Regions from separate parts of the Homo sapiens genome. Here region 2 is linked to region 1. Evidence: read pairs that join two places in POLR2A ChIA-PET (ENCODE). Cell type or tissue: Panc1. All regions are shown on one strand. Links, peaks and the distances in the headings refer to the core of each region. The heading gives the core; the rest is flanking DNA.

The links. Peaks named below come from ENCODE experiments on the same cell type or tissue, not always from the same donor. Only the 100,000 strongest peaks of a DNase experiment are listed, where the experiment ranks them.
Region 2: POLR2A ChIA-PET joins it to region 1 with 5 read pairs; 10 of 35 experiments call an interaction of 5 or more read pairs at or near these places.

What each region holds. Positions count from the first base shown.
Region 1 is chr12:49,955,331-49,958,231 of GRCh38, forward strand. AQP2 (aquaporin 2) reads left to right here. Exons shown (of 4, transcript NM_000486.6): 4 at 69-2,901. The coding sequence ends at 278. All of the region lies in intron 1 of AQP5-AS1 (AQP5 and AQP2 antisense RNA 2), which reads right to left. Among named protein-coding and RNA genes, the nearest start is that of AQP5, 5.1 kb to the right of the region's middle. In Panc1, for the core only: no CTCF peak of the experiment used is centred there; no DNase peak of the experiment used is centred there; H3K27ac peaks cover 771 bases.
Region 2 is chr12:50,037,973-50,040,873 of GRCh38, forward strand. No RefSeq gene overlaps it. Among named protein-coding and RNA genes, the nearest start is that of RACGAP1, 14 kb to the left of the region's middle. RefSeq lists enhancers at 1,688-2,443, 2,444-2,901. In Panc1, for the core only: CTCF peaks have their summits at 1,428 (motif pointing right) and 1,641; a DNase peak (open chromatin) is centred at 1,449.

The DNA of each region.
Region 1 (2,901 bases), core at 111-2,610:
CGGGGCCTGCGGGCTCCGCGTGCCGGTGCCGGCGCGGGTGCCAAGCCGCCCTCTCCGCTCGCCCCCAGGTCTTCTGGATCGGACCCCTGGTGGGCGCCATCCTGGGCTCCCTCCTCTACAACTACGTGCTGTTTCCGCCAGCCAAGAGCCTGTCGGAGCGCCTGGCAGTGCTGAAGGGCCTGGAGCCGGACACCGATTGGGAGGAGCGCGAGGTGCGACGGCGGCAGTCGGTGGAGCTGCACTCGCCGCAGAGCCTGCCACGGGGTACCAAGGCCTGAGGGCCGCCAGCGGCCTCTACGGCCCCGACGGACGCTTGTGAGGCCCGAGGCAGAAGGGCCCACCCCGTCCCTCCTCTCCCGCAGGTCTGAAGTTGGCCCCCCAGCGCAGAGTAGCTGCTTCCTGGACGTGCGCGCCCAGGCCAGTGCTGTGAGCAGGCGGGGAGGAGGCTGCCGGAGGGAGCCCTGAGCCTGGCAGGTCCCCTGCCCTGAGGCTGTGAGCAGCTAGTGGTGGCTTCTCCAGCCTTTTTCAGGGAACTGGGAACTTAGGGGACTGAGCTGGGGAGGGAGGCAGGTGGGTGGTAAGAGGGAAACTCTGGAGAGCCTGCACCCAGGTACTGAGTGGGGAGTGTACAGACCCCTGCCTTGGGGGTTCCGGGAATGATGCAACTGGTTTTACTAGTGTGCAAGTGTGTTCATCCCCAAGTTCTCTTTTGTCCTCACATGCAGAGTTGTGCATGCCCCTGAGTGTGAACAGGTTTGCCTACGTTGGTGCAAGTGTGCATGGCTGGGGACTTCTCACTTCCCCTTGCACCCCTTCCTCCCCAACCTGCAATAAATCCGCTTCTCCTGCAGTGGATGAGTGTGGGTGCCAGTCCTCCTCAGGAGAAGGGGAAGGGAAGGAGGCCACTTTGAGAGGGCTGAAGGGAGGGCCTTGATTTCCAGCCGCAATCTGGCTCCTCCTGGAAAATTTCCCCCACCTGCAGCGCTGGGCCCCAAGGCTTGCCAAGACTCATTGCTGGAGGTAGAGAGGTGTCAACCAGAGAACAGCTCCCCTAGACATGGCCTCTGGAAAAAGGAAATCTTTGGTGGCCAAAGATTTCCTTTCTGTGGTGAGGGAGAACCTCTCCAAAGAGGAAGCAGGCATATGAGTGCGCACGCCTTCACGTGTGTGTATGCTGTGTGTGCCCGGGACCCCCGTCTCCAGGGGTGCCCCAGACCCAGAGATTAGCCTCCCACTTCGGCGCAGAAAACAAAAGCCCTTTGTGGGACCCGGGCCTTTGTCTTGGGTGAGGGGAGATTTGCACCTAGACACTTCTTGAAAGGAGACACTCAGTTTCACAAGTGAGCCCTCTTGCCCAGCACACACCTATGGCTGGCTGGGCAAGGCGCTCAGGCATGCAACCATGGGCACCAGGCAATACCCATCCATCACCCATCTCACTCTCCCCAGTCCTCAGGCAGCAGCTTTTCCACCCCAGGAATCTCTGTTCCTTCTCTGTCTGCCTCTCCACAGCCCGTGATCCCCTGCTTCTGGCTCCTACCACTGGACAGTCATTGTGGATAGAGCAGCCTGCTGCTCTCAGGACCAGAGAAGGGAAATGACTTCTCCAGGCAGAGGCAGATCTGAGTCTAGAACCCAGGCTTCTAAATTTCTAGGCCAGTACTACTGCTCTCAAAAGAGATTAACTGGGATTAAGTGAGATGACGCATGTAAAGATGCTGTGTAAACTGTAATTCTTAATACCATTATCACGCATTACTAGAATCATTTCATTATTTCTGCTTCCTGGGGGAAGGATGCAGAAGGAGTCTGATGCTCAACATCCCTTACCTCCTTTCGTTGATGGCCAAAGCAAAGGAGAGTCCTGGGAGCCCACAAGATCCAGGCAGAAGGAGATGGGTTTGGGGCTGGCCCCATCCTGGCCCAGCCTCTTAACCTCTTCTTACCCTGAATGTGTGCCCTATCTTTTCTCCCACCTCCTTCCTCCTACCACCCAGCCCTATCCATTCTCTCCTTCCCTCTCCAGCCTGCTGTATAAGTAACATGTGGGTCATACCTTGAACCCCCCTCCGCCCCCATGCTCTCTGTGGCCTCCATGCCTTCAAGACTTCTGTCTGTATCTATCTCACACTGCACCAAGCACCCACTGTGCACCAGGCACTAAGTCTCTAGCCTCTTTCTCCCTTCTGCTCCCATCCAAGAAAGACAGTGTATAAGGAACATCTCTGTAATTGTGTCCCCTCTCATCTATGCTCTTTCCTGTCTTCCTTGACCAAAGCTCTCTTTGAGGTCCAAAAAAGGCTGCCCTGGGCCATATGTGCTATGGAGAGGACTCTCCCAAACCCCCAATAGCTAGTGACAGCCACTTGGCCTCACTACCAGAAGAAGGGTGGAGTCAGAAACCAAAGTGACCTCCAGAGCTGTCCTCCTGGCACCTGAGTGTCCTTGCTCTAGAGGTTCAAAGGCAGCAAGGCAGTGAGCTATGAGCCCAGCATGGATGTGTCTCAGGCACCTCATCCCCACCCCACCTCACCCCAACAAACTCCTCTAGAAGAAGCCAAGAATTTCTCTCTATGTCTGTTTCACTTTTTGGATTGCATCTCCCCAAAAACTAAATGTGAAATCCCTACCATTTCTAGCCTCTATTGCCCAGATTGGAGTCAGAGGTCAAAAAAGGATTCCAAGTGATGGAACTCCAGGGGTGGAGGGAAATTGGCAGTTCCTGGCATCTCTTGTGTACCAGCTGCTGTGCTGGGTGCCTTGCATGCACGGACTTATCTGATCTTCCTCAAACTTCAGATAGGTTAGGGAAGGACAAAGGCCCCCAGCCATGAAGGGTTTTGCTATTTCCAAAGCTTCCCCTTATCGTCCCCTGTGATTATCTCCCAACCCCGTGACAAA
Region 2 (2,901 bases), core at 306-2,805, 83 kb after region 1:
GTAGCTGGGATTACAGGCGCCTGCCACTACGCCCAGTTAATTTTTTGTATTTTTAGTAGAGACGGGGTTTCACCATGTTGGCCAGGCTTGTCTCGAGCTCCTAACCTTATGATTCGCCCGCCTCGGCCTCCCAAAGTGCTGGGATTGCAGGCGTGAGCCATTGCCCCTAGCCGAGGTTAAATGACTCTTAACCTAGAGGTTAAAATGACCTGCACAGTCTGGGTATATAGGGGAAGGGGCTTTAAGCAGAGCTGGTTGCTCCTCTCCCCTCATCCTTGTATTTGTTCTTTTGACATCTCCTTCCCATAGGTCATTCTTTATGGGCATATCTTACCTGAATCTGAATGGTAAGGAAATAAGGTGGGGTTCCCTGCCCCTGTTGGAGACAGCCCTGTTCTGCTGCCCCCTCCTCCGAGCCCTGTCTGCACCTTCCTCCCTATTTAAGCCCCTGCGGTCCCTTTGACAAGCATCTATCTTGAATTCAAATTCTGGCACAACTTCTCTAGCTGTGTGAATTTTATCAGGTTCCTTCCCCTTTCTAGGCCTCATCTGTTACATAAGAAGAATATAGATCTGTGGTTCCCTAACTGTAGAAACCTTGGAGTGATCAGGAGAGACTCAGCCCCTGGCCTCCATAAAGACTGAGTAGCCCATCTGTGTGTAACTGACTGTGTAACTGTGTGATTGCTGGGAGACGAGATCCAAATGAGCTTTAATGATGCGATCCAGAACTCAATCATCATGTATTTTCTCAGTCAAAAGATAACAAAAGTACAGCTATTGCCATATGGTCATGGTCAGGGAAATTTTTTTGGAAATAGAAAGGTTATGCTGGGTTCTATAAGTTACCCAGAAGAATTAAAAATAAAAAATAAATAAAAAATTTAAAAGGTTGGGCCAGGCATGGTGGCTCACGCCTGTAATCCCAATGCTTTCAGAGGCTGAGGCAGGAGGATCGCTTGAGGCCAGGTATTCCATCGCAGCATAGTGAGATCCCATCACTGCAAAAAAATTTTAATTATTATTATTGAGACAGAGTCTTGCTCTGTCGCCCAGGCTGGAGTGCAATGGCGGGATCTCGGCTCACTGCAACCCCTGCCTTCCGGGTTCAAGCGATTCTCCTGCCTCAGCCTCTGCGTAGCTGGGATTACAGGCAAGTGCTATCATGCCCGGTGAATTTTGTGTTTTGAGTAGAGATGGGTTTCACCATGTTGGCCAGGCTGGTCTGGAACTCCTCAGCTCAAGCGCTCCGCCCACCTCAGCCTCCCAAAGTGCTGGGATTACTGGGTGGGGTGAGTCACCGCTCCTGGCTTAAGTTAAAAAAATAAAAGAATAAAAAGGTTGGAAGCCCCTAGTGTAGATATCCTCTAAAGGCCTTATCAGCTGCCATCCTCCGCAGCCACCTGGGAGAAAGGACTTTGGGCCACCAGGGGGCGCTGCAGCCCTTGTGCAACGTGGAAGCTGAGGCCCATGGTGAACAGGCTCTAAACAGAGAGAGGGGTGAGGTCAAGCTTCTGGCCCAGGCTCTATAGACCACAGTTGAGACCTGTTAGACCTAAGTACTCTGTAAGGGAGGTGTCTCTCCAGAGCTGGGGGAGGTAAGGGGCCCAGGGTGGGGTGACCTGTCCCAGGTCCGCTGCACTGGACTCACACCTGCATGGGGGCTCCTGTGGCAGCCAGTAGTCATTCCTGTCTGGTTGGACCTTGGAGGCGTAGAAACAGAGAATTTCTCAAATTCCACCTCAGCTATCCTCAGACAAGAGGGACTGAGAGGAGGAAATGTTCCTACAAGGCAGGATGGCTATCCCAAGTGAGTGGCTTCCCATGGACCTCGCAAGTGCAGGGAATGGATGGAGACCTATGGAGTCAGGGAAGCCATTCTGAAAGTGGGGCTGGGGACAATCAGAGGAGAGAAGGAAGATCATGCCAGGCAGGGGGGTCTGTCTAGAAAGGTAACAATTCTGAGATCTTTGCTGACATGCAGGGCCTGCCTTGCCCAGCAGTAGAAGGCAGCAGCTCACTGCCAGAAGGGAGGACTGGGAGGCCAGAACCCTCCTTCCACTCCCTTCCCTCCCCTGCTGAATCCCGGGCAGAGCTCCACCCAGCTCAGACACTCCAGCCAGGACTTTCTCCCTGGGAAGGGCCAGAGAGCCTCAAAGGGACAAGGCAGCTCACACCCGCCCCTACCCACCGCCAGAGGCTGAGGCCCTCTCCACTCATAAACCATCAGGACCCAGAAAACTTTCGGGCCCAACCCGAAGATACACTCAGACAAAGGGATGCCCACCATGATGGGGCACAGGGACTCTACCCTACCTTGGGAGAGACAGACAGACAGACACACACACACACACACACACACACACACACACGCACGCACACATGCTCAGGGCTGATTTTAGCAGAACAAATGAAGTAGAATCCAGGGCCTCTGGCCTCCCAGCTTCTCAGGCGGAGCACTGGACTCTGCCTGCCTCACTCCTGCTCTGGAGGTGCCACCCTTCCCCTTCCCAGCCAAGCCCTACTCATCTGCTCTTCCCTTCTCATGGACCCCAGCTGGCTCTGAGCTTCTAATTCTTTCCCACAACCCCTCTGCCCTATCTGCCCCTCCACCCCTTGCCTGGGCTCTGGGCACCATCCCTGTCCCCCAGGCCAAGTGCCTCCCAGGACTCTTCCACCCACCCTCCCACACCTCTGATTCTCCCACAATGCCTGTCTGAGGTTTCCCAAGTGAGTGCTTCCCAGCAGAGAAGGCCAGAAGGAGAGGCAGGCAAAAGAGCAGGGCCATTCATGTTGGCAAGGCTTCCCTGGATGGCAGAGGACAGCGGGACAGGCAGGCAGGCCAGCCACTCTGGAGAGGGTGCACACACACAACCTACCCCTCTTCTCAACAGGATAGTC